Linked DNA regions of Homo sapiens: region 1 is linked to region 2. Evidence: chromatin loops called from intact Hi-C (ENCODE). Cell type or tissue: gastrocnemius medialis. All regions are shown on one strand. Each heading gives the region's core, and the rest is flanking DNA. Links, peaks and the distances in the headings are about the cores only. Region 1 overlaps DAG1 (dystroglycan 1). Region 2 has its middle 14 kb from the start of DAG1.

What was found. A loop is a pair of places that touch in the nucleus more often than their neighbours do. Peaks named below come from ENCODE experiments on the same cell type or tissue, not always from the same donor. Only the 100,000 strongest peaks of a DNase experiment are listed, where the experiment ranks them.
Region 1: a loop joins it to region 2, with 2.1 times the contacts of the local background. A loop is called at or near these places in 5 of 110 quality-filtered maps.

Annotation. Positions count from the first base shown.
Region 1 is chr3:49,513,672-49,521,671 of GRCh38, forward strand. All of the region lies in intron 2 of DAG1 (dystroglycan 1), which reads left to right. Among named protein-coding and RNA genes, the nearest start is that of BSN-DT, 37 kb to the right of the region's middle. In gastrocnemius medialis, for the core only: no CTCF peak of the experiment used is centred there; DNase peaks (open chromatin) are centred at 4,510, 4,963 and 6,820; H3K27ac peaks cover 6,864 bases.
Region 2 is chr3:49,447,692-49,464,331 of GRCh38, forward strand. No RefSeq gene overlaps it. Among named protein-coding and RNA genes, the nearest start is that of DAG1, 14 kb to the right of the region's middle. RefSeq lists enhancers at 1,294-1,433, 11,239-11,994, 13,507-14,262. In gastrocnemius medialis, for the core only: a CTCF peak has its summit at 6,997 (motif pointing right); a DNase peak (open chromatin) is centred at 7,008; H3K27ac peaks cover 1,486 bases.

The DNA of each region.
Region 1 (8,000 bases), core at 1-8,000, 63 kb after region 2:
GGCAACCGTATTTCTGAAGATCTTGGCCCATGTAGCAGCTCACATGTAGCAGTTCACAGAGCTCTTCCTAGTTTGCAGAGTGTTTGCATAAAGTTTCCTTGTCATCTTTGTAATATCCCAGCAAGCTAGATGCTAATCTGACCATTAGATACAGAGTGGTGGCTCTGGAAGGTACATTTCTTGCTCAGCTTCAGATTTAATCCTGAATATCCATACCCTGCATTGGTTGCCTTTGTTCCAGTAGCCATTGGAATGTTTTACGTGGATTAATCTTGGCCAGAAGTGCCTTGAACTGATACAGCAAACTAGATATTTGTTGTATTTGGCAGAGAGATGTTTAACAGGCTTATTTACCAAGGGGGTGAAGAGATTTTACTGAGAAAACAGGATTTTATCTGAGCATATTTATCTGTGGAAAGCAGACCATTTAGTAGCTGATGAGCTTGTAGAAAAACAGATGAAGATGTGTGACTCTTCGTTCCAGTCTTAACCACCGGGATTATATGGGTTGGGGAGTCAGAAGGTCAGAAAGCCTGATCTTGTTCCTAGAGCTTTGGTTTCTGCATCTGTAAAGCAGGATTTAGAAAGTCTTTATATTAAAGGAATTTTTTTCTTATTATAATAATGATGCATAAATGTACATTGTGGAAAATATAGAAAGGGAAAAAAAATCTGTGGTTTCTACCATTCAGAGTGAAGTCCTCTACCGTTTTCTATGCTCATCAAGAGATGGTCATGCCACATACACACACAGACGTCTTAACATATTAGACAGACCTAGGATCATAGTGGATATATTTTTTAACCTTTTTTTTTTGAGACAGAGTCTCACTTTGTTGCCCAGGCTGGAGTGCAGTGGCACAGTCCCGGCTCACTGCAACCTCCACCTCCCGGGTTCAAATGATTCTCCTGCCTCCATCTCCCGAGTAGCTGGGACTACAGGCATGCGCTACCACACCTGGCTAATTTTTGTGTTTTTTTGGGGGGATGGAGTTTCGCTCTTGTCGCCCAGGATGGAGTACAATGGCGTGATCTTGGCCTACTGCAACCTCCGCCTCCCGGGTTCAAGCGATTCTCCTGCCTCAGCCTCCTGAGTAGCTGGGACTATAGGCTTGAACCACCACTCCTGGCATATGTGTGTGTGTGTGTGTGTGTGTGTGTGTGTACACATACATAGACACACACACACATATATATATATTTTTTGAGATGGAATCTTGCTCTTTCGTCCAGGCTGGAATGCAGTGGCGTGATCTCAGCTCAGTGCAACCTCCGCCTCCTGGGTTCAGGCTATTCTTCTGCCTCAGCCTCCTGAATAGCTGGGACTACAGGCATGCGCCACCACACCCGGCTAGGGTTTCACCATATTGGCCAGACTGGTCTCAAACTCCTGACCTCGTGATCCGCCCACCTTGGCCTCCCAAAGTGCTGGGGTTACAGGGGTGAGCCACCTTGCCCAGCCCACGTTTTGTATTTTTAGTAGAGATGGGGTTTCACCATGTTGGCCAGGCTGGTATCAAACTCCTGACCTCAGGTGATCTGCCTGCCTCGGCCTCCCAACGTGCTGGGATTACAGGAATGAGCCACTGTCCCGGGCCTATTTTTTTTTTTTTTTTAACATTTTTCATTCACTGTAGCTTGAGTATTTTTTTACCTGTAGTCATTAAATGTTATGTGGGAATGTAACTTTTAATGGCTGCCTAATATTCTTGTGTTGTTTTTTTTTTTTTTTTGAGACAGGGTCTTGCTCTGTTGCCCAGGCTGGAGTGCAGTGGCACTATCATGGCTCACTGCAGCCTCCACCTCCTAGCTTAAGCAATCCTCTCACCTCAGCCTTCCAAGTAACTGGGACTATAGGTGTGGGCCACCACACCCAGGTAATTTTTAAATTTTTTTGTAGAGATGGGTCTCACTTTGTTGCCCAGGCCGGTCTTGAACTCCTAGGCTCAAGTGATCCTACTGCCTCAGCCTCCCAAAGTGCTAGGATTACAGACATGAGCATCACGCCCAGCCTGCCCACTATTCTTGAGTGTGTGAGGAACATTTCAGATATTGGTCCTAAGGATGCTTGTTGAGGCGACCCCAGTCATCTTGGGCCCACTGGTACTGCCCTTCATCCAAGCTACTGCTTGCTTACTTCTTCCTAGGCTCCCCCTGCCTTTGTTCTTGACCTCTCAATTTGTTCTCCATATTGAGTCAAGAGATGTCTTTATCTTTCTAAAGCTTAAATCTATTCAAAATCCCTTTTTACTGAGCTGCACCAAGAATCGAACCCCATATGATCTGGCCTGTGACCTCCTCTCCCACATCTTTTTCTTTGTATACTTTGTCCCAGCCACACTGGTCCTTTTCTGCCCAGTGAACACACCTAGCTTAGGGTCCACCCCAAGCTTTTGATTCTTTCTTCTTTTGTCATGGGTACAGCCATATCTTTCAGGCTCAACTTGGACATCATCTGTTGGAGCCCTTTCCTTCCACCCTGGTAAAAGCAGCTTTCCCACAAAACTCTGTGTCATCTTCTTCTTAGCAGATTTCTGTATTTGAAATTCTTGTTTTTTGTTAGTCATGTTTGCCTTCCATCACATAGTAGGCCCTCAAATGTTTGTAGGCTGGCAAAGGGAATGAGGACTCATTTAGCACCTGCAAACCTGTTTTGGATTGTCAAAGCCTGCCTTGCTGTATGCAGGGAGAAATGCTAGCCTGTGCTGGGGCAGCAAGAGACTAAGTTCACCTGCTGCCCCACAGTGTACTATGGTCTTGCCGTGTTTTGAGGCCTCAGGCCCTGTGACACACACACTTTCAAATGACTTCTTGTTGTATTTTCACATTGGAAAGTGGCCCCACCCTGTCCCTCTAACACTTGACTGTGTGTTTATTGATCCATTATTAGTACAAACTCACTGTTTCCTAATATTCAATAGTTTATTGCTCATCTTAATTATTGTGGTGTTCAAATTGTCCCAGATTTGACCATTGGGAGCCCCTTTAAGTTGGTTCCTGTATTCTTGTGATATGCCCCTGTCAATCATTAAGTGCTTCCTTACTTTCTGGGATAAGATGCTCCAGGCCTGTCTTGTATTCACCCTCCCTCAGCCATTTCTTCAAGGAGCCTGATTCCTTTTTGTGGTGAATGTTATTGGGGGTTCAGATCTGGGTGCTAGGTGAGTTCATTGCCACTGGGATTTCCTTGCTTCTTTGAGCCGTTCAGCAGATAGTGTGGCTCCATTTTTAGATGACAAAGTGGTAGCTAAGTGACTTATCTCGGAGCACATAGCTTGTAGGGACAGAGTTAGTTTGTAGGGAGCACCCAAGAGGCTTTTTTTTTTTTTTTTTTTTAATTGAGACGGAGTCTCGCTCTGTCGCCCAGGCTGGAGTGCAGTGGTGCTATCTCGGCTCACTGCAACCTCCGTCTCCCAGGTTCATGCCATTCTCCTGCCTCAGCCTCCTGAGTAGCTGGGACTACAGGTGCCTGCTACCATGCCCGGCTAATTTTTTGTATTTTTAGTAGAGACGGGGTTTCACTGTGTTAGCCAGGATGGTCTCGATCTCCTGACCTTGTGGTCCGCCCGCCTCGGCCTCCCAAAGTGCTGGGATTACAGGAGAGAGCCACCGCACCCAGCCCCCAAGAGGCTTCTTGAGCCTGTAGTATATAAGGTCTTATCTTCAGGTAACTGACCTGTGTTTATTTTGTGTGTCAGCATGCTTTGGAATTATAATTTAATGCTTTGTTCTAGTCAGTTTTAGAAGACTTCCCTCGTAGTTGTCTGTTACCGTGCCTCTGACCTCTGACACTGCAGGGCTGTGGAAGAGAGAGACACACTGGGTATGCCTTGACATGGATGGTGTCACATGTGATGAGACGGGTTTGTACAACCTGCCATGCATGTGGGCATCTTTGAGCCAGAGCAGAAGCTGACCTATCATTGGGCCCAAAACTGATTGCTAAGTAAATGGCTGGTTTACAGTTCTGGCTTTTGGAATGAAGGCTGCAGGACCACAGGTTTGGAAGATCAGGGCCAACCTTGATGAAAGTGAAAGGAGAGTCTGAGTGAAAGGTGATGTCTGGCTGGTAAGCTATCATTGTTCCCTGTGTAGGGTTCTAGATACTTGGCATAGGACCTGTTTCGAAGTAGATGCCTAATTAAAGGCTTGCTATGTGATAAAGCATTAACAGAGGTGGAGCAACAACGGTAAGACATGTGGGACAGTGGTGGGTTGCAGAGCTCCATGTGGGGAATTTGAGAAGTTGTTGGGAGCACATGGAGTTGGGCTCCTCAGCAGAGAAAGGCCAGTGCCCACATGTGGCAGGGTTGTCAATTTGAGTGAAAGTAAATGGAGAGAGAAGTGGGTCCGTAAGGGGCTTTTCAAAGGCTTTCTTCCCCAAGTATCAGAGGAAGAAGAAGCTGGTGAAGAACTGAGGTAGGAGGTACTGAGCCTGGCCTGCTTCCTCCTAAGCCCCATGTGGGATGTCCAGATGAGGGTTGGTCTATTTGGGCAGGGCTGAGTTGCCAAATGAAGACTCAGGTGGAACGTGATCTGCATGGTCTGTCCCAAGACCTGGTGAGATTAGATGGCATAGTTGTCATACTTGCTGATTGGTTAGGGGATATGCATGGGGGTTGACGGTAGAATAATCCAGTGTTTATAGCACACTTAGATGCTGGTCTGTTGAAGGGCTAGAAAATTAAGTTCTCATTCTAAGTGAGCTGTGTTGACTGCCTGAAAAGCCTGGCCTGACCTGTGTGGGCTTCTGGTTACTTTATTTCAGGAGGTTGTGCTGCCTGGTGTCAGTCTGTTGATATACCCAACAAAGCGCCTGAAGCAAATGCTTCGCTACATTTTATATTGGTGTATACTTTACACGTCAGTCTGCAGGGTCAGGAGAATAAAGAAGGGACCTGCCTGCGCAGAGGGTATAGCCCCAAGATCCTGGCTCTTCTGCTCTGCCCCACACCTGACACTCCTTCATGTTCTGACAGCTCTTGTCCAGTCTCAGCCTGGCCAGCACTTGTTGCTTAACCAATGCTGTTCTCCAGTTCTGCCTTGAGAATTGATATTCTGTTATTGACCCCAGCTTAACTCACACATGGACTGCTTTGACCAGACGTGTGAGAAGGGGCTATGGGCTCCCTCAAGGTCCTCATGGCCAGCATAGCTTTTTTGAGAGACCTGTGCCATGGGGCCCCTGTCTCCTCTCTTGTGGCCTTAGGAAACCCTAAAGCAGATAGTCTTGATGTTTGCTCCCTTGAATCAGACTGGATGCCTGTATACAAAGCTCAGCCCAGCTCTTGACTGTCCTTGGCTCTCACAGCTACTTTTGGAGCTGAGAGGACCCTTTCTCCTTATCAGGGTCTGTGGGGATGGGTCCCACAGAAGCCAACCTGGCCTTCACTCAGTGGATCCTGGCCTGTCCTGGGCTGGCAACAGTATGAGCCACCCTTGTCTCCCTTGGGTTTGGTGCTGGATCCCTGCAGGCACCTCTCCTCTGACTTGAGTGTGGGACTGGCTGAGAAATGTGATTATATGCCAGGAGATGTTCTAACCTCTCCTCGAAGGTGGTCAGGGAGAGACATCTTTACATTTCATGAAATGCCCAGGCTGCCCCTCAGATGTCTCATTTTGGTAGAGCCTGCAAGGATGGCTTTTCATCCCTGCTTCCCTTTAGCCTTCTTGCCTGCAGACAATGTGGACCTTCCCTCAGCCCAAGATGTTGGCAGGCTGGGAGCAGCCCTTCCTGGGACTGTGCTCTCAGCTGCTGGCACGGGCCCCCAATTGTTCCCCTGAGAACAATGGGCACTCTCTTTGGCTAGGAAGGGGAGTTCATGAAAGGAGCATTTCTTTGGATGCTTGAGAGCTTTGTGGCAGCCCCGCCTGTGTGAGATGAGCTGCAGTTTCTTCCTGCCTTGAGTGGGTGTTCCGCATTTCTGAATGGACCCCTTGTGAACAAAGCACACCGGGAAATGCGGGTTGGCGATGGAAGGCATCCTTGGGGGTGGGCTGTCAGAATGGCATTTGCCCAGATTCATCAACTCAAATACTTAGTGAAAATATAGGCTTCTATGTTTAAAAAAATCACTGACAAAGACTGAAAGAGAACATGACAAAGTAAAATAGATGATGTCAGGGCTCCAGATTGAAGGACTGATTCTGAGGATTTTATTAGTGGCTCTAACTATGTTAAGCTGCCCTTTACTTTTTTGGGGAAAAAGACTAATTTTTGCTTTTAGATGAGAACAGTGAACATGAGATAAAATGCTTTGTAGCTCAGACCAGAAGGGCATTGACTGGGCTGAACAGTGTGTTCAGTATTGATCCTGTGGCGTTGGTGTTTGTGGCAGGGGCCAGGTTCTGCTTTGAGGTTTGCATGTCTAACAGCAGGACCAATGATGATCCCTTGTGGGTGTGACTCTGCTAAGGCCGCATGTACTTAACTTCCCTCATGATTTTTTACCTCAGGTGGGGACAAAGGCCTGGCCCTCTGACCTTAAGCTAGAGGCTCTTCCTGTTGGTCTGTGCCATCTCCCTGCAGCACAGCCATGTGACTGCCCATGTTCCTCATTAGCAGAAGGCCACAGAGCAGATTTATCTCATTGTCTTAGTCCATGGCACAGACACAGGATAACCCTGAGTGTGAGTCAGCACCAAGGCTGATACTCCATCAGAGGGTCCATCTCCTGCTTCCCTGAGCAGAGGACACACAGTCAGCTTGCAATGAGGAGGCCTTGACTGCCTCATGTGGGAGTGCCTCCAGGGTGTTGTCTATGGTACCCAGCCATAGATGGCTGCAGGTTGGCCCAGCTCTGCAGCCTGACTAGGGATGAGGGAGCTGAAAGGTCGGGAATTGATGACCAGGTCTGAAGGAAAGCAGGGACTTTGCCAACGCAGGCCTCTGCAGGTCCAGCATTGGGATGTCACGGGGCAGCAGTCTGTATCACTTTGAAATGGATCTGTTGGGGGACACGGGGAAGGGCCCAGCCCACACCTTAAGGGCTGACATGTCCAGAGGTATTGATGGAAGGTGCCACCACCAAGGCCCAAAGTTCCCTCCAAAAGATTTGTAGTGAGAAGGAATGCTCACCAAATCAGTTTCTCGATTATGTTATTCTTAGGATCCCTCTTTACTGGCCATCATCAGCTGTGAAAGTGCTCGTACATCTGTCTAGAGTCTTTGCTTGCCATTTCTAAGTCCTGCAACTCCTGCATGGATAAGACATCATCTTGTGGGCCCTGAATGATACAGCTTGTGTTTTCTTGGTTTCATAAGCCAATTATAATTATTTGGCCCTAGAGAGAGCCTAATTCTTCAGTTTTGTTTTTCAGCTATGCATAACTGACTCAGACTATGGGTGGAAACCTGCTTTTATGAGAACTAAGTAATAGAAGCTCCTCCAGCCATTTGCTCTTTCTTCAGGTGTGGAATGGTACTGGCTTGGGGTGAGAGACTTTGCTTGAGTTTCATGGTGTTTTTTTTTGTTTTGTTTTTTTGTTTGTTTTTGTTGTTGTTGTTTTTTGAGACAGAGTCTCGCTCTTTGCCCAGGCTGGAGTGCAGTGGCGCGATCTCGGCTCACTGCAAGCTCCGCCTCCTGGGTTCACGCCATTTTCCTGCCTCAGCCTCCCAAGTAGCTGGGACTACAGGCACCCGCCACCACACCTGGCTTATTTTTTTTGTATTTTTAGTAGAGACGGGGTTTCACCGTGTTAGCCAGGATGGTCTCGATCTCCTGACCTCGTGATCCACCCGCCTCAGCCTCCCAAAGTGCTGGGATTACAGGCGTGAGCCACTGCGCCCGGCCGTCTTTGTTTTTTTGAGACAGGTCTTGCTCTGTCACCCAGGCCAAGGTGCGGTGGCGCAATCATAGCTCACTGCAGCCTTGACTTCCCCAGGCTCAAGCAGGCTTCCCACCTCAGCCTCCTGAGTAGCTGGGACCACCACGCCCAGCTAATTTTTCTTTTTTGTAAAGACGACGTTTTGCCGTGTTGCCCAGGCTGATGGTGTTTAG
Region 2 (16,640 bases), core at 3,433-11,432:
CAGTGAGCCGAGATTGCACCACTGCACTCCATCCAGCCTGGGCGACAGAGCGAGACTCCATCTCAAAAAAAAAAAATTATCTGGGTGTGGTAGCATCTGCCTGTAAATCCCAGCTACTCGGGAAGGCTGAGACATGAGAATCGATTGAACCTGGGAGGTGGAGGCTGCAGTGTGCCATGATCATGCCACTAAACTCTAACCTGGGCGACATAGTGAGGCCAGACACGGTGGCTCACGCCTGTAATCCCAGCACTTTGGGAGGCCAAGGCAGGTGGATCATCTGAGGTCAGGAGATCAAGACCAGCCTGACCAACATGGTGAAACCCCGTCTCTACTAAAAATACAAAAATTAGCTGGGTGTGGTGGTGGGCACCTGTAATTCCAGCTACTTGGGAGGCTGAGGCAGGAAAATCACTTGAACCCAGGAGGTGGAGTTTGCAATGAGCCAAAAATCATGCCATTGCACTCCAGCCTGGGTAGCAGAGCAAGACTCCGTCTCAAAAAAAAAAAAAAAGAAAAAAAGAAAGAAAGAAATAGGTTAAATTTATTTTAATAGGATATTTCACTTGTATATAAAAGATGATCATTTCAACATAAAAATTAATGTTTAAAATATTAGTTTAGGTCATTTTTTCCATACGAAATATTTGACATTGGTGTATATTTTACACTTACAGCACATCTCAATTTGAACTAGCCACATTTCTTTTATTTTTATTTTTATTTTTTTTAGATGGAGTTTCGCTCTGTCGCCCAGGCTGGAGTGCAGTGGCACGATCTCGGCTCACTGCAACCTCCGCCTTCCTGGTTCAAGCGATTTTCCGGCTTAGCCTCCCAAGTAGCTGGGACTATAGGGGCACCCACGCCCGGCTAATTTTTTGTATTTAAGTAGAGACGGGGTTTCACCGTGTTGCCCAGGCTGGTCGCGAACTCCTGAGCTCAGGCAATCCGCCCGCCTTGGCCTCCCAAAGTGCTGGGATTACAGGCGTGAGCCACAGCGCCTGGCCCTTTTTTTTTTTTGAGATGGAGTCTCGCTCTGTCGCCCAGGCTGGAGTGCAGTGGCGCGATCTCGGCTCACTGCAACCTCCGCCTCCCAGGTTCAAGCGATTCTCCTGCCTCGGCCTCCTGAGTAGCTGGGATTACAGGCACCCGCCACCACGCCCGGCTAATTTTTGTATTTTTAGTAGAGACGGGGTTTTACCATGTTGGTCAGGCTGGTCTCGAACTCCTGACCTCGTTCGTATTCTGCCCACCTCGGCCTCCCAAAGTGCTGGGATTACAGGCATGAGCCACCGCGTCCCGCGGACTAGCCACATTTCAAGTGCTCAGTAGCCATGTGTAAACTGGTGACTATCATATTTGACAACACATCTCTAAAATGCACCCCTTGTAAAAGTAGGACTTTGTCTTGTTCATGGCCAAATTCTCAGTGTCTAGAATAGGCCTTGGCACATAGGTGTTTAGTTGGTGTTTAATTAGTGAATGATGACCTTCCGTTTCCTTGGCACCATTTCCTGCGACCAGTCCCTATCTCAGGTCTCCGAGAACAGTCTCTAACCTGGCAACCCTCAGATATAATAAGGACAGTTAGCGCCATCTGCTGGAAGATGGAGCATCACCTGCCTCTGAGAATCAAGCTCATCTATCCAAGGCTGATGGGGCCTGGAATGATATTCCTTACCTTAACCTCGGATCCCCAACTTTCCAAAGGTTTTTCTCTGCTCTTATGTCCTAGCATTACCAAGACAATGAAAAATAACAACACTGTGCCAGGCTCCCTTTTGTATGGTCCACACCTGAATTCTGGAAATGGCTGGCTGAAAGAGTATTTTGCAAGCCCATTCATTCTCTGCCCAGCCCTTTTTTTTTCTTCCTTCCTTCCCTTCTTCTTTCTTTCTTTTCCTCCCTCCCTCCTTCCCTCCTTCCTTCCTTCCCTCCCTCCTTCCTTCCTTCTCTCTCTTTCTTTCCAGAGACCCATAAAGACTGCCCACAGCCTTCAAGGTAAGAACTCCTGCCCTCAGAGGATGTATGCATAAACTTGTAGTAAATGGGTCAGGCGTGGCAGCTCACATTTGTAATCCCAGGACTTTGGGAGCCCGAGGCAGGCGGACCACAAGGTCAGGAGTTTGAGACCAGCCTGGCCAACATGGTGAAACCCCGTCTCGCTCTTTTTTTTTTTTTGAGACGGAGTCTTGCTTTGTTGCCAGGCTGCAGCACAGTGATGTGATCTCGGCTCACTGCAACCTTCACCTCCTGGGTTCAAGCGATTCTCTTGCCTCAGCCTCCCGAGTAGCTGGGAATACAGTTGCATGCCACCACGCTCAGCTAATTTTTGTATTTTTAGTAGAGAAGAGGTTTCACCATGTTGGCCAGGATGGTCTCGATCTCCTGACCTCATGATCCGCCCGCCTCGGCCTCCCAAAGTGCTGGGATTACAGGCGTGAGCCACCATGCCCAGCCAGGGGAAACCCTGTCTCTACTAAAAATACAAAAAATAGCCGGGCGTGGTGGTATGCGTCTGTAATCCCAGCTTCTCGGGAGGCTGAGGCAGGAGAATCCCTTGAACCTGGGAGGGGGAGGTTGCAGTGAGCTGAGATCGAGCCATTGCACTTCAGCCTGGGCGACGAGAGCGAGACTCCGTCTCAAAAAAAAAAAAAAAAAGAAAGAAAAGAAACTGAGTGGAAAGGTAAGAAAACTGAATGGAAAAATAGGAAGATTGAATAACTTGCTCAAAGCCACACAGCTGATGAGTGGTCATAGAATCCTTCTGCCAAATTGTATATAGATCTAGTTTCAGCTTTATGATTTTTTTTATTTAACAAATATTTTGCTGGGTACAGTGGCTCATGCCTGTAATCCCAGCACTTTGGGAGGGTGAGGCAGGAGGATTGCTTGATCCCAGGAGTTTGAGGCCAGGCTGGGCAACATAGTGAGACCCTGTCTCTAAAAAAAATAAATAAATATAGGCCTGGCACGGTGGCTCACACCTGTAATCCCAATGCTTTGTGAGGCCAAGGCGGGTGGATCACCTGAGGCCAGGAGTTTGAGACCAGCCTAGCCAACATTGTGAAACCCCGTCTCTCCTAAAAATACAAAAGTTAGCAAGGCATGATGACCTGTAGTCCCAGCTACTCGGGAGGCTGAGGCAGGAGAATCGCTTGAACCCAGGAGGCAGAGGCTGCCGTGAGCCAAGATCGCGCCACAGCACTCAAACCTGGGCACCACAGAGCAAGACTCTGTCTCAAAAGAAAAAACAAACGAATATATATATATATAAAATAAAAAACTATTATTTACTGAACACTTTTCTCACAGAAACATACAGCAAAGGTTCTCCTCTCATAGAGCTTTTGTTTGTTTGTTTGTTTTTTGAGACGGAGTCTCGCTCTGTCTCCCAGGCTGGAGTGCAGTGTAAACCCAGCACCACTACGGGAGGCAGAGGTGGGTGGATCACTTGAGGTCAGGAGTTCGAGACCAGCCTGGCCAACATGATGAAATCTCATCTCTACTAAAAACACACACACAAAATTAGTTGGGCGTTGTGGCAGGCGCCCGTAATCCCAGCTACTCAGGAGGCCGAGGCAGGAGAATTGTTTGAACCCGGGAGGCAGAGTTTGTAGTGAGCTGAAATTGCGCCATTGCACTCCAGCCTGGGCCACAGAGCAAGACTATGTCTCAAAAAAATAAAATAAAATAAAATAAAATAGGCCGGGCGCAGTGGCTCACGCCTGTAATCCAAGCACTTTGGGAGGCCGAGGTGGGCAGATCACCTGAGGTTAGGAGTTCGAGACCAGACTCAGCATGGAGAAACCCCATCTCTACTAAAAATACGAAATTAGCTAGGCATGGTGGTGCATGCTTGTAATCCCAGCTACTCGGGAGGCTGAGGCAGGAGAATTGCTTGAACCTGGGAGGCAGAGGTTGCGGTGAGCTGAGATTGCGCCATGGCACTCCAGCCTGGGCAACAAAAGCGAAACTCTGTCTCAAAAAATAATAATAATAATAAAATAAAATAGTTCTTTGCGAGGCTGAGGTGGGAAGATTGCTTGAGCACAGGAGTTCAAGACTGCAGTGGGCCGTGATCGCCCCACTGTACTCCAGCCTGGGCCACCAAACAAGATCTGTCCAAAAAAACAAAACAAAACAAAAAGCCAGGCATGGTGGCTCATGCCTGTAATCACAACACATTGGGAGGCCAAGGTGGGTGGATCACCTGAGGTCAGGAGTTCAAGACCAGTCTGGCCATCATAGGGAAACCCTGTCTCTACTAAAAATACAAAAAATTGGCCAGGCGTAGTGGCTCATGCCTGTAATCCCAGCACTTTGGGAGGCCGAGGCGGGAGAATCACCTGAGGTTGTGAATTCGAGACCAGCTTGGCCAACATGGTGAAACCCCATCTCTATTAAAAATACAAAAATTGGCCGGGCGCGGTGGCTCACGCCTGTAATCCCAGCACTTTGGGAGGCCGAGGCGGGTAGATCACGAGGTCAGGAGATCGAGACCATCGTGGCTAACACAGCGAAACCCTGTCTCTACTAAAAATACAAAAAAATTAGCCGGGCGTGGTGTCGGGCGCCTGTAGTCCCAGCTACTCGGGAGACTGAGGCAGGACAATGGCGTGAACCTGGAAGGCGGAGCTTGCAGTGAGCCGAGCTTGCACCACTGCACCTCCAGCCTGGGTGACAGAACGAGACTCCATCTCAAAAAAAAAAAAAATACAAAAATTAGCTGGGTGTGGTGGTGCATGCCTGTAATCCCAGCTACTCGGGAGGCTGAGGCAGGAGAACTGCTTGAACCCGGGAGGCGGAGGTTGCAGTGAGCTGAGATCGCACCATGAGACTCCAGCCTGGGCGACAGAGTGAGACTCCGTCTCAAAGAAAAACCAAAAAAAAAAAAAATTAGCTGGATGTGTCAGCTTGTACCTGTACCTGTAATCTCAGCTACTAGGGAGGCTGAGGCAGGAGAGTCACTTGAAACCAGGAGGCAGAGGTTGCAGTGAGCTGAGATCACGCCACTGCACTGCAGTCTGGATGACAGAGTGAGACTCTGTCTCAAAAAAAAAATATATATATATATACACACACACACACACACACACACACACACATACAAACACACATACATACATACACACACACATATAAATGTAGTGAGTGACTGATACTGCCAATAAATAAAAGGAAAAACAGAAGGATTAGTGATGGATGTGTGTGTTTGTGGATGAGAGCTCAGAGCCTCAAAAGCCTCCAGGAGTCCACAAACTGGCAGCCAGACCCATCTGGACGGGCAGAAGGTAAGGAAGCAATGTTGACAGTCTAGGCAAATCTATTGGGCGTGGACTGCTCTGTACTCACAAGTGCAGGCCTAGCTTCTCAACTGAGTTTGGAACTACCTTTCTTTCTTTCTTTCTTTTCTTTTTTTTTTTTTTTTTAGAAACAGGGTTGGCCGGGCACAGTGGCTCACGGCTGTAATCCCAGTACTTTGGGAGGCCAAGGCGGGTGGGTCACCTGAGTTCAGGAGTTCAAGACCATCCTGGCCAACATGGCGAAACTCCGTTTCTATTAAAAATACAAAAATTAAGCAGGCGTGGTTTGGGAGGGATGGCGCCTGTAATCCCAGCTACTGGGGAGGCTGAGGCAGGAGAATTGCTTGAAGCTGGGACCCAGAGGTTGCAGTGAGCCCATTGCACTCCAGCCTGGGTGACAAGAGCAAGACTCCGTCTCAAAAAAACAAAAAAGAAAGAGCGGTGGCTCACGCCTGTAATCCCAGCACTTTGGGAGGCTGAGGCGGGTGGATCACAAGGTCAGGAGTTCAAGATCAGCCTGGCTAAGATGGTGAAACCCTGTCTCCACTAAAAATACAAAAAAATTAGCCTGGCGCAGTGACAGGAGCCTGTAATCCCAGCTACTCGGGAGGCTGAAGCAGGAGAATTGCTTGAACCTGCGGAGGCGGAGGTTGCAGTGAGCCAAGATCACACCAGTGCACTCCAGCCTGGGTGACAGAATAAGACTCCATAAAAAAGAAAGAAAGAAAGAAAGAAAAGGAAGGAAGGAAGGAAAGAAGGAAGGAAGGAAGGAAGGAAAGAAAGAAAGAGAGAGAGAGAGGGAGAAAGAAAGAAAGGAAAGAAAGAGAGAGAGAGAGGGAGAAAGAAAGTAAGAAAGAAAGAAAGACAGACAGACAGAGACAGACAGGGTCTTGGCCAGGCAAGGTGGCTCATGCATGAAATCCCAACATTTTGGGAGGCCAGGGCGGGCAGATCACCTGAGCTCAGGAGTTAGAAACCAGCTTGGGCAACATAGCAAAACCCTATCTCGACAAAAATTACAAAAATTAGCAAGGGGTGTTTCGGAGTCTACTCTGGCTCAGGAGGCTGCCTGTAAAAAAACAAAACAAACAAACAAAAAAATTAGCCAAGCGTGGTGGCATGTGCCTATAGTTCTAGCTGCTTGGGAGGGTAAGGTGGGAGGATTGCATAAGCCTGGGAGGTTGAGGCTACCGTGAGCTGTGATTGAGCCATTGCACTCCAGCCTAGGTGACAGAGTGAGACTCTGTCTCAAAAATAAATAAATACATAAATAAGAAACTCGGTCTCTGTCACCCAGACTTGAGTGCAATGGCATGTTCACAGCTCACAGCAGACTCGACCTCTTGGGCTCAAAGGATCCTCTCAGCTCAGCCTCTTGAGTAGCTGGGACTACAGATGCATGCCACCATGTCTGGCTAATTTTTTTTTCTTTTCTTTTTTTTTTTTGTTTTATAGATAAGGTCTTGCTATGTTGCCCTGGCTGGTCTGAACTCCTGGCTTCAAGCAAAGCAATTCTCCCACCTAGATCTCCCCAAGCGCTGGAATTACTGGCGCAAGGCACCATACCCAGCCAGAAGCTGCCATTTCTTTTCCACTGTCTCTTGTAGGATGATTTGAAGTAGCTCTAAGCAGGTGGCAGAGCAGGTGAGTCTCTCAAGGCTTTCCTAGCCCAACCCCTCAGGCTCTAGAGGGCAGTGCAAGTCAAGGTGGCCAAGGGTGGGCCCAGGGCTCACAGCCAGTTGAGACAGAACCACACTGGAATTTCTCTGACCTTAAGCACATTGCAGGGGCTCCTAGTACTGCAGAACTTTCAGGGACTCTTTTAAATTGCAGCAATATGGTGTGTGTAGAGGGTGTGTTTCTGGAAAAATTGTCTATAGCTTTTTCAGATAATGGAGATAAGGAAGGTTGGAGACCCTACCATAAGTTATGAAATCCATGGTATCCCCTTCCCTGGCTTGGTCTCGAGACAGGCTCCACACTGCCTTCCTAAATGTAGTCTGGCAGCCCATGATCTCCCTGGGGCATGCCATGGAGTACTCAGCTGCCCCCATCCAGGACTCTTTGTGTCCAATTAGGGGGGATGGCAGGAAACAAGATTTTCTCCGGTCCTTGGGGACTGCTGGGAGAGCCAGCAGCTTGGAACAGCTTCCTGCAGCTGCTGGGAACAGGGAGCCAAAGAATGCCTGTGCTTCCCTGGATTTCCTGGGACCCATGTCCTGCTGCTGAAGTCACTGGGCCCCACCAGGTCCCACCACGTCCCACCATGGGCCTCATTATGGGCACCTTTTATTTCATTATGAAAGGAATCAGGAATGAGATGACCTTTGTGTGGGGCAATGCAAGGCCCAGCAGGAGGCTGCCCAGATGGCTCTCTTGTCAGTTCCCCTATCTTTTTCCCTGTGCTCCCCCTGCTTGACCCATACTCCAGATCATTCTGCTCAGAGTCAGGCAAGTTCCAGCAAAGTCTAGGATGCCTGGTCAAGGCCTGCTGGGACAATCACCTCTGCACCATTCTTGTCCATCTGACCAGGCTTGGACATGTCCTGCTACTGCTGAACTCTTCCTGGGAGTTCACCAAGCCAGTAGGAAATTCAGCTGCTCCCCTCTCCAAAGACTCCACTACAGTGATCCCTCCTCCATGTGGCCTTCTCAGACCAGGCCCTCACACCTCCTTGTTTCCTGGGTGCAGCTTTTGCTACCCAAGAGCAGAAACACATGCTTCTCAGCTGCCCTGCCTATGACTTCTATTTCTCAGCTTTTTGCCTTCTTGAATGTCTAGGAATGGAGTAGGTGCTCAATAAAGGGCTTTATGATTTGATTTGGCTACTTCCCTGCCCTCCTCCCAATTCCTTACCCTGAGTACAAATAACGACTGAAGTGGGCTTAGACTAAACCCCAGAACTGCAGAAGACCCTATAATCAGGCCACCCTGAGAATATCTTTGTTCATCCAATGGGCCCTAGGCCTTTTTGCTGCTTTTTTTTTTTTTTTTTTTTTTTGAGAGGAAGTCTCGCTCTGTTTGTTGCCCAGGCTGGAGTGCAGTGGTGTTATTTTGGCTCACTGCAACCTCCACCTCCCGGGTTCAAGCGATTCTCTTGTCTCACCCTCCCAAGTAGCCGGGATCACAGGTGCACGCCACCACACCCGGCTAATTTTTGTATTTTTAGTAGAGACGGGGTTTCACCATGTTGCTCAGGCTGGCCTTGAACTCCCGACCTCAGGTGATCCACCTGCCTTGGCCTCCCAAAGTGCTGGGATTACAGGCTTGAGCCACTGCACCCAGCCTTTTTGCTGCTTTTTTAAGGGGGTGAGCCAACCTGGAGGCCTCTGCCTTTTCTTCCTTACTGATGTTGCCCTGCAACCTCTTCTCTCTGTCTCTGGATCCTAACTACTCCCATAATTCAACAGTGTCAAGACTCCACCAAGGTAAGTTCAAAGTAGCTGCTGGCCACATGCCCAAGGTGGGAGAGGGACAGAAACCTAGCCTTGTTCTTCCTGGACTGGTCTGGAAGCCCCTTACATGGCTCCAAGGCCTCTGTGTCCTGGGCCCTAGGGTTGGATAGGTCCTGGTAGCTATAGTTTTGATGGAATTGTATCCATTCATTGACTCATTCAGCAAGCATTAGTGGAATTCTTATTCTGGGCCAGGCCCAGTAAAGGTTACAAAGATAAGCACAGATCCATAGCTTGGCCACTTACTGGCTATGGGACTTTTAGTAAGTGACTTAACCTTTGGGCCTCAGTTTTCTCATCTGTAACGTGGGGCCAATAATAACTGTGACAGAGGGTTGCTGGAAGGCATGGTGAGATATCGTGTGCCAAAGATATAGGACAGCGCTCAGTGATGGTAACTTTTTTTTTTTTTTTTTTTTTTTTTTTTTTTTTTTTTCGAGACGGAGTCTCGCTCTGTCGCCCAGGCTGGAGTGCAGTGGCGGGATCTCGGCTCACTGCAAGCTCCGCCTCCCGGGTTCATGCCATTCTCCTGCCTCAGCCTCCCAAGTAGCTGGGACTACAGGCGCCCGCCACTACGCCCGGCTAATTTTTTGTATTTTTAGTAGAGACGGGGTTTCACCGTTTTAGCCGGGATGGTCTCGATCTCCTGACCTCGTGATCCGCCCGCCTCGGCCTCCCAAAGTGCTGGGATTACAGGCGTGAGCCACCGCGCCCGGCCCGATGGTAACTTATTATCAAGGGCAATCATTGCCCTCTAGAAGCTTGAGGTTTCCTAGACAATGAGGAGTCAGATGTCAGGAAGGCTTGGGGGTGTTGTTCTTGAGTGGGGTGGGCAAAACTTGGGTAGGTGGAAGAGGAACCTTCACAAGTGAGAGTATCTATGGGGGTCGAGGAGAGAGGAGGAGACTGGTAAGTCTTGACCAACTCCTCCTCCATGTGGCCTTCTCACATGGAGGTCCCTGTTGCTTAGGGTAGGGTGAGGGTGGGGCTTAATTTATCCTGCAGGAGGCTGGACATCCTTGCATGTCCTTGAAAGTGTGTGGGCTTGTGGAATTTGGGCTCAAAATTGCCAATGGGACTCTGTGGAAGGTCTTTCCAGAAAGCTACAGGTCTCCAGCACAGACTAAAATATCCAAGAGGCCTATTTTTCTTCTTTTTTTTTTTTTTTTGAGACAGAGTTTCACTCTTGTTGCCTAGCCTGGAGTGCAATGGCACAATCTAGGCTCACTGCAACCTCCGCCCCCCGGGGTCAAGCAATCCTCCCTCAGCCTACGGAGTAGCTGGGATTACAGGCACATGCCACCATGCCCAGCTAATTTTTTGTATTTTTAATTAATTAATTTTTTTTTGAGACACAGTTTCGCTCTTGTTGCCCAGGCTGAAGTGCAAATGGAGAGATCTTGGCTCACCGCAACCTCTGCCTCCTGGGTTCAAGCGATTCTTCCACCTCAGCCTCCAGAGTAGCTGGGATTACAGACATGTGCCACCACGCCTGGCTAATTTTGTATTTTTCAGTAGAGATAAGGTTTCTCCATGTTGGTCATGCTGGTCTCGAACTCCCAACCTCAGGTGATCCACCAGCCTTGGCCTCCCAAAGTGCTGGGATTACAGGTGTGAGCCACCGCACCTGGCCAATTTTTTGTATTTTTAGTAGATATGGGGCTTCACCACGTTGGCCAGGCTGGTCTCGAACTCCTGACCTCAGGTGATCCACCCGCCTCAGCCTCCCAAAGTGTTGGGGTTACAGGCACGAGCCACCATGCCCGGCAATAGGCCTAATTTTCTTTTTTCCTTTTCTTTTTTTTTTTTTTTGAGGCAGACCCTCGCTTTGTCACCTAGGCTGGAGTGCAGTGGTGCGATCTCAGCTCACTGCAACATCCACCTCCCAGGTTCAAGCGATTCTCCTGCCTCAGCCTCCTGAGTAGCTGGGACTACAGGTGCCGGTCACCACGCCCAGCTAATTTTTGCATTTTTAGTAGAGATGGGGTTTCATCTTGTTGGTCAGGCTGGTCTCAAACTCCTGACCTCAGGCGATCCATCCACCTGGGCCTCCCAAAGTGCTGGGATTACAGGTGTGAGCCACCGCGACTGGCTAGAGGCCTAATTTTCAATCAAAATTTCATTCATGGCCGGGCGCAATGGCTCACACCTGTAATCCCAAAACTTTGGCCGGTGGGCGGATCACAAGGTCAGGAGTTCGAGACTAGCCTGGCCAATATGATGAAACCCCGTCTCTACTAAAAACACAAACATTAGCTGGGCATGGTAGCGGGTGCCTATAGTCCCAGCTACTTGGGAAACTGAGGCGAAGAACTGCTTGAACCCAGGAGGCGGATGCAGTGAGCCGAGATCATGCCACTGCACTCCAGCCTGGGCGACAGAACGAGACTCCGTTTCAAAAAAGAAAGATGTGGAAGTGGAGAGGCATGGGGAGAAGTGGAGGGTGAAGAAGCAGGAAGAGGTGAGGTAAAGTGGAGGGGATAGGACCAGGAGGCTGGTCAGGGGGCACGTGAGGGATCCTTGTCCTCCAGCAGCTGGAAGACAGGAAGAATGCTGAGCAGAGCAGGATCATAGGTAGATTTGGGTTTGGAAGTTAGCTCTGGCTGGTGCCACAGTGGACTGGATTAGCAGTGTGCTGCACGCAGAGTCTCCAGCTGAGGACAGGGCCCTGTAGCCCCTCCTTCTGCAGACCATTGTTCTTAGGAGGGAGAAGGTATTCAGACGACCAAGGCCCAAGAAGACACGGGGGGTGCAGGGTAGAGGCTGGCACCTCAGGCCGATAGGAGGCAGGGGGACCTTGGCCCTAGAGGAGCCTGGGAACAGCAGCAGCTGTTGCTGCTGGCAAGGCAAGCGGGTAGGCAGCCCACGTCTGTGGTGGCCAGTGGGGGAGGGTCTCCAGAATTTGAGGCCAAGGACATCTGCAAGGGTGGGCAGCAAAGCCATCAAGACAGGGGAGGGGGAGGTTGTGGCAGGTCAGCCAGGGACAGTGTCCCACCCTCATCCAGCTGTCTGGGAACAGCTGCAGGAAGAGGGAGGGAGGAGGCCTGGCAGCAGCAGGTGAGGAAGCTCTCTAGTTGCCTAAGCATGGGAAAGGAGAGCTGGTGCGGGTGGGAGGGAATTGAGGGAGGGTACCCAGGAAACGGGGACGGAAGCATGTCCATGCCAAAGGGACTGCCTGGTTCTCATGCATGCAAATGCAGCTGGAATTCTTCAGGGAAAGAATGTGTGGGGTTGGGGGATTGGGAGTAGGGAGGGAACCAAGTGCTCTCCTCTTCCTTCCAGAGGTTCCCCCAAAGGCTATCCTCCTAGGCTGCTCGGCCCCACCTCAGGACTCCCCCCGACTCCTCATTCCTGGGTTGAATTTTCTCTTTCCCCACCCTCCTCTTTCCTTATTCACTCCTGTGGCTTGATCCTATTCCTAGGAAGAAAAGCAAACAGAAGGCCAGACACAGTGGCTCACCCCTGTAATCCCAGCACTTTGGGAGGCCAAGGTACGCAGATCACCTGAGGTCAGGAGATTGAGACCATCCTGTCCAACATGGCAAAACCCCCGTCTCTACTAAAAATACAAAAATTAGCTGGGTGTGGTGGTACACACCTGTAATCCCAGATGCTCGGGAGGCTGAAGCAGGAGAATTGCTTGAACCCAGGAGGTGGAGGTTGCAGTGAGCCGAGATTGTGCCTGCACTCCCGCCTGGGCGACAGAGTGAGACACCCTCTAAAAAAAACCAAACAAACAGAACCTAGGATTCCTAAGGGCCCTTTGGAAAGCTCTGGTCCACAGGAGTCAGAGGGGGAAAGGATACAGAGAGAAGTCTTTGCCCAAGGCCCCAGTCAGTCAGAGGCAGGCACCAGCGCACCTGCTTGTGCACACCCAGCCCTTGGGGCCTTGACCCTGGGTAAGACCTTGACTGTGACAGCAAGTGGGCCTGGGCATCCCTGAGCTCTGCCTCCTGTGAGCTCAGTGGGGCTTACTAGAAACAAGTCTGTTCCCAGTGGTTGTAGGTGTCCTGAGGAGGCCTGAGATTTCCCACTTCTCTGCCGGCCAGGGCCTCAGTGCTGCTGACCTTGAACAAATTGCTGAGAGCCCCAGGCAGCAGAGTGAGTATAGGGGGGTTTTGGGCAGAGGAAGAATAGGGGGTCAGCTGAGACCAGGCTTTCTCCCTGGGATTTCCCCAAGGTAGGAGGAGCAGCTGCTGGGCCCTGGAGCAGCCTTCCTCACACCTACATGTCCTCACCTTTATATCAGCTGCTACATTCTTTTAAGTATCCCAGGGCATGGAGATGATGAAATATTTCTTTTAACCTTTTCTAGAAAAACCCTCCACACACCATGAATGGGTTTTTGTATGGCACTGGGGACATGTGAGTGCCTCTGCAGAGAGCCACTACCATGCTATAGCCAGTCATGCCCACCCCTGAAGGCCCACAACCTGGGCTTCAAGCTGGGGTCTCTCTCTTTCTTACCTTAAACGCCAGTTCTGAGCTCAGCCCCTAATACTTCCCACTCCAGGCCTTCCTAGTCCCTGGGGTCCCCTGCCAGGTCCAGCATAGTTAACTCATCTGATGGACATAGACCTTTTCCTGAGGGTCACACATATTCGTGGGCGACCCCAGCCAGAAATTCTGTCCAGCTTGGTTAAGTGACAGCTGCTGGGAGGGACGTTTGAGGGTCACCGGCCCAGAGCATCCCAGAGATGGATGGGACAGCTGGCCTGGGCTTTGTGCCTACCAGGTGACCCTACACCTGTCCTGAAGGCCTCCAGCATGCTTGTGTCAAGCAGTAGCTCTGGGGGAGGTAGGTGGGGGTTTGCCCTGGAATCCATCTTAAGGCAGGACCTTCCCCAACTGCTCCCTGCTCCCCAGCTACCCTCTCCTCTCCACTCTCTCCTTTCTCCCACCTCTGCCATTGGCCCAGTCCATGGGTTTCCTTTCCCCAGGCAGTTGACGCTGGGCCCTCTCTGATGGGCCATGCTGGGTCTCCCCTGAAGTCCTTACATACTGAGTATACCAGGAGTATATCCAGGCCCAAGGGAGCCCTTCCTCCACCATGTCCCTTCCCCTTTGACCTTTCTCTCCTGGGGCTGGAAGGAGGGGAGTGGCCTCTCTGCATTCCAGGGAAGGTGGAGGAAGGACAAGTGAGAAATTTTCTCTCTAAATGCTTGTTCTGACTTGACTTCCCTGATGCCTGTTGCCCCTCCTCCACATGACCCCCATCTCTGCCTCCACTCTGCCTGCTCTCTCCTCCCCAACCCCTCCTCTGTGCTCCCACCTTTCTTTTCCCACCTACAGGGGAAAGAAGGGCTGCAAGCCTGGAGCTCAGCTGCTGTCCCCTCACCCCTCACCCAACTGCATTCCTTCCTGGAGGCCTGAGGGCACTGCCTGCCCTGGCCCTCCCACCCTCCTTCTCCTCCTCCTCCTCCTCCTTGCTCCCATCTTTCAGCTACCATGCCCCTTGCTCCTGGGATCCTACCTTTCTGGCAAAGCCCAGCCTGGTTAAATATAGTGCTGGTGCCTGCTCTCCCATCTGTTGCTTTCTCTCCTTTATCACCACTCCATTCACTGCTCAGGCCTTGGGGATTTCCAAGATCTTTCAGGCCTGCCCTGCCCACTTTCTCCTAAGCCTTCACTGTGGCCTTTCTCTAGGCTTATTCCATTCACTCTCCAGAAAACCCCAGGGTTTCCTCCGTGTTCACCTCCTATAGGCTCTGCCTTCAAAGAGTGGATTTCTCAAATGTTCTGCACCACACAGTACACCCTGGTTCCCCCCTTCCCTCTCATCCCCTTTGTAACTACCTGATTATTACATTTGTATTTACTTATTTTATTTACTGTCTTATTTGTCTGGAATTTGGGCTCCACAAGGGAAGGGCTTGTCCCTTTTATTTCTTCCTGTGTTCCTAGCATACAATAGACTCAGTAAATATCTGTGGATTCAACAAGGCATGGATGGATGTTTCACCCTGGCCGTGACTCAGTCACATAATCTGGTCTTCTGTCATTTTTAGTGAGCAGACAGGGCCACAGCCCACATATGAGGTCACTTGATGATGAGGTGACCAAGGGGCTTAGAGAGGGCAAGCAGCTTTGCAAAGTCATACAGTGAACTCGGCTCTGAGTCTCAGCAGGGGCTTATTCTTTTTTTTTTTTTTTGAGACGGAGTCTCACTCTGTCGCCAGGCTGGAGTGCAGTGGCATGATCTCGGCTCACTGCAAGCTCTGCCTTCCGGGTTCACGCCATTCTCCTGCCTCAGCCTCCTGAGTAGCTGGGACTACAGGCGCCCGCCACCACGCCCGGCTAATGTTTTGTATTTTCAGTAGAGACGGGGTTTCACCGTGTTCCGTGTTAGCCAGGATGGTCTCGATCTCCTGACCTCGTGATCCACCCTCCTCTGCCTCCCAAAGTGCTGGGATTACAGGCGTGAGCCACCGTGCCTAGCCAGCAGGGGCTTATTCTTTATTCTTTTTTTTTTTTTTGAGATGGAGTTTCGCTCTTGTTGCCCAGTGCCCAGGCTAGAGTGCAGTGGCGTGGTCTCGGCTCACTGCAACCTCTGCCTCCTGGGTTCAAGCGATTCTCCTGCCTCAGCTGCCCAAGTAGCTGGGACTACAGGGATAGGCCACCACGCCCGGCTAATTTTGTATTTTTAGTAGAGACAGGGTTTCTCCATGTTGGTCAGGCTGGTCTCGAACTCCTGACCTCAGGTGATCCGCCCGCCTCGGCCTCCCAAAGTGCTGGGATTACAGGCATGAGCCACCACACCTGGCCAAAAAACACCTTTCCCCGTGGGTGGACATACATGTCCAATGCCCCCTCCCTTAGCTACATTCAGCTCCCTGCTGGCTCTGGGATAAGATAGTCCCCCAAGACTGACTTTGCATGGCTATTCCCAAAACACTGTGTCTGTGGCCTTGAGCGCTGGACTAAACACTAGATTAGGTTTAGTCTAGCCAGGCAGTCAGTGGAAGCAAGCAAAGGTAGGGGGTCTGTTTGTTCATTCTCTTCAGTTACTGACCAGCTAGCCCCTAAACCCAAAGTCGTGGGGGACACCACCCATATTCGTCCAGTTTAGCAGAATTGTTCTCTTCTCCATCACATGTCAGTCCAAATCTGGCTCAGGGGTCAATCAGGGGCTTTTCTAGGGCAGAAACACCTCTTTCAGAGCTGGCTAGATCTTATTTGGGCCTGTCCTTCTCATTGGCCTGGGCACCCCTCAGTGGCCCTTTAGTCAGAGACATTGATGGGCCACCAAGCAAACACTGACTCTGACCCTGCTGTCATGGCTGATGAGTATGCCCCTGAAACACTGGAAAGTGTTGGATCCAGGTGAAAATATAGCTTTTGCCTCTAGGCTGAGTGCTGACAGAGACAGGAAGGGCCTCTGAGAGCCCTATCTCTAGTGTAGGGAATCCTCGACATTTCTGGGATGAATGAGAGCAGTCCTCCGGCCATCTTGAGGTGAACTAATAAAGGAATAAAAGGTGAATGTTAGCTAATCAGTCACGTTCTCCAGTGTGTACATGTAAAGAATAAGCCCCTGCTGAGGCCAGGTGCAGTGGCTCATGCCTGTAATCCCCGCACTTTGGGAGGCCAAGGTGGGCGGATCACTTGAGGTCAGGAGTTCAAGACCAGCCTGGCTAACATGGTGAAACTCCGTCTCTAGTAAAAATACAAAAATTAGAAGCCGGGCGTGGTGGTTTACGCCTGTAATCCCAGCACTTTGGGAGGCCAAGATGGGCTGATCACAAGGTCAGGAGATGGAGACCATCCTGGCTAACACGGTGAAATCCCGTCTCTACTAAAAATACAAAAAAACAAAAAAAATTAGCTGGGCATAGTGGCGGGTGCCTGTAGTCCCAGCTACTCAGGAGGCTGAGGCAG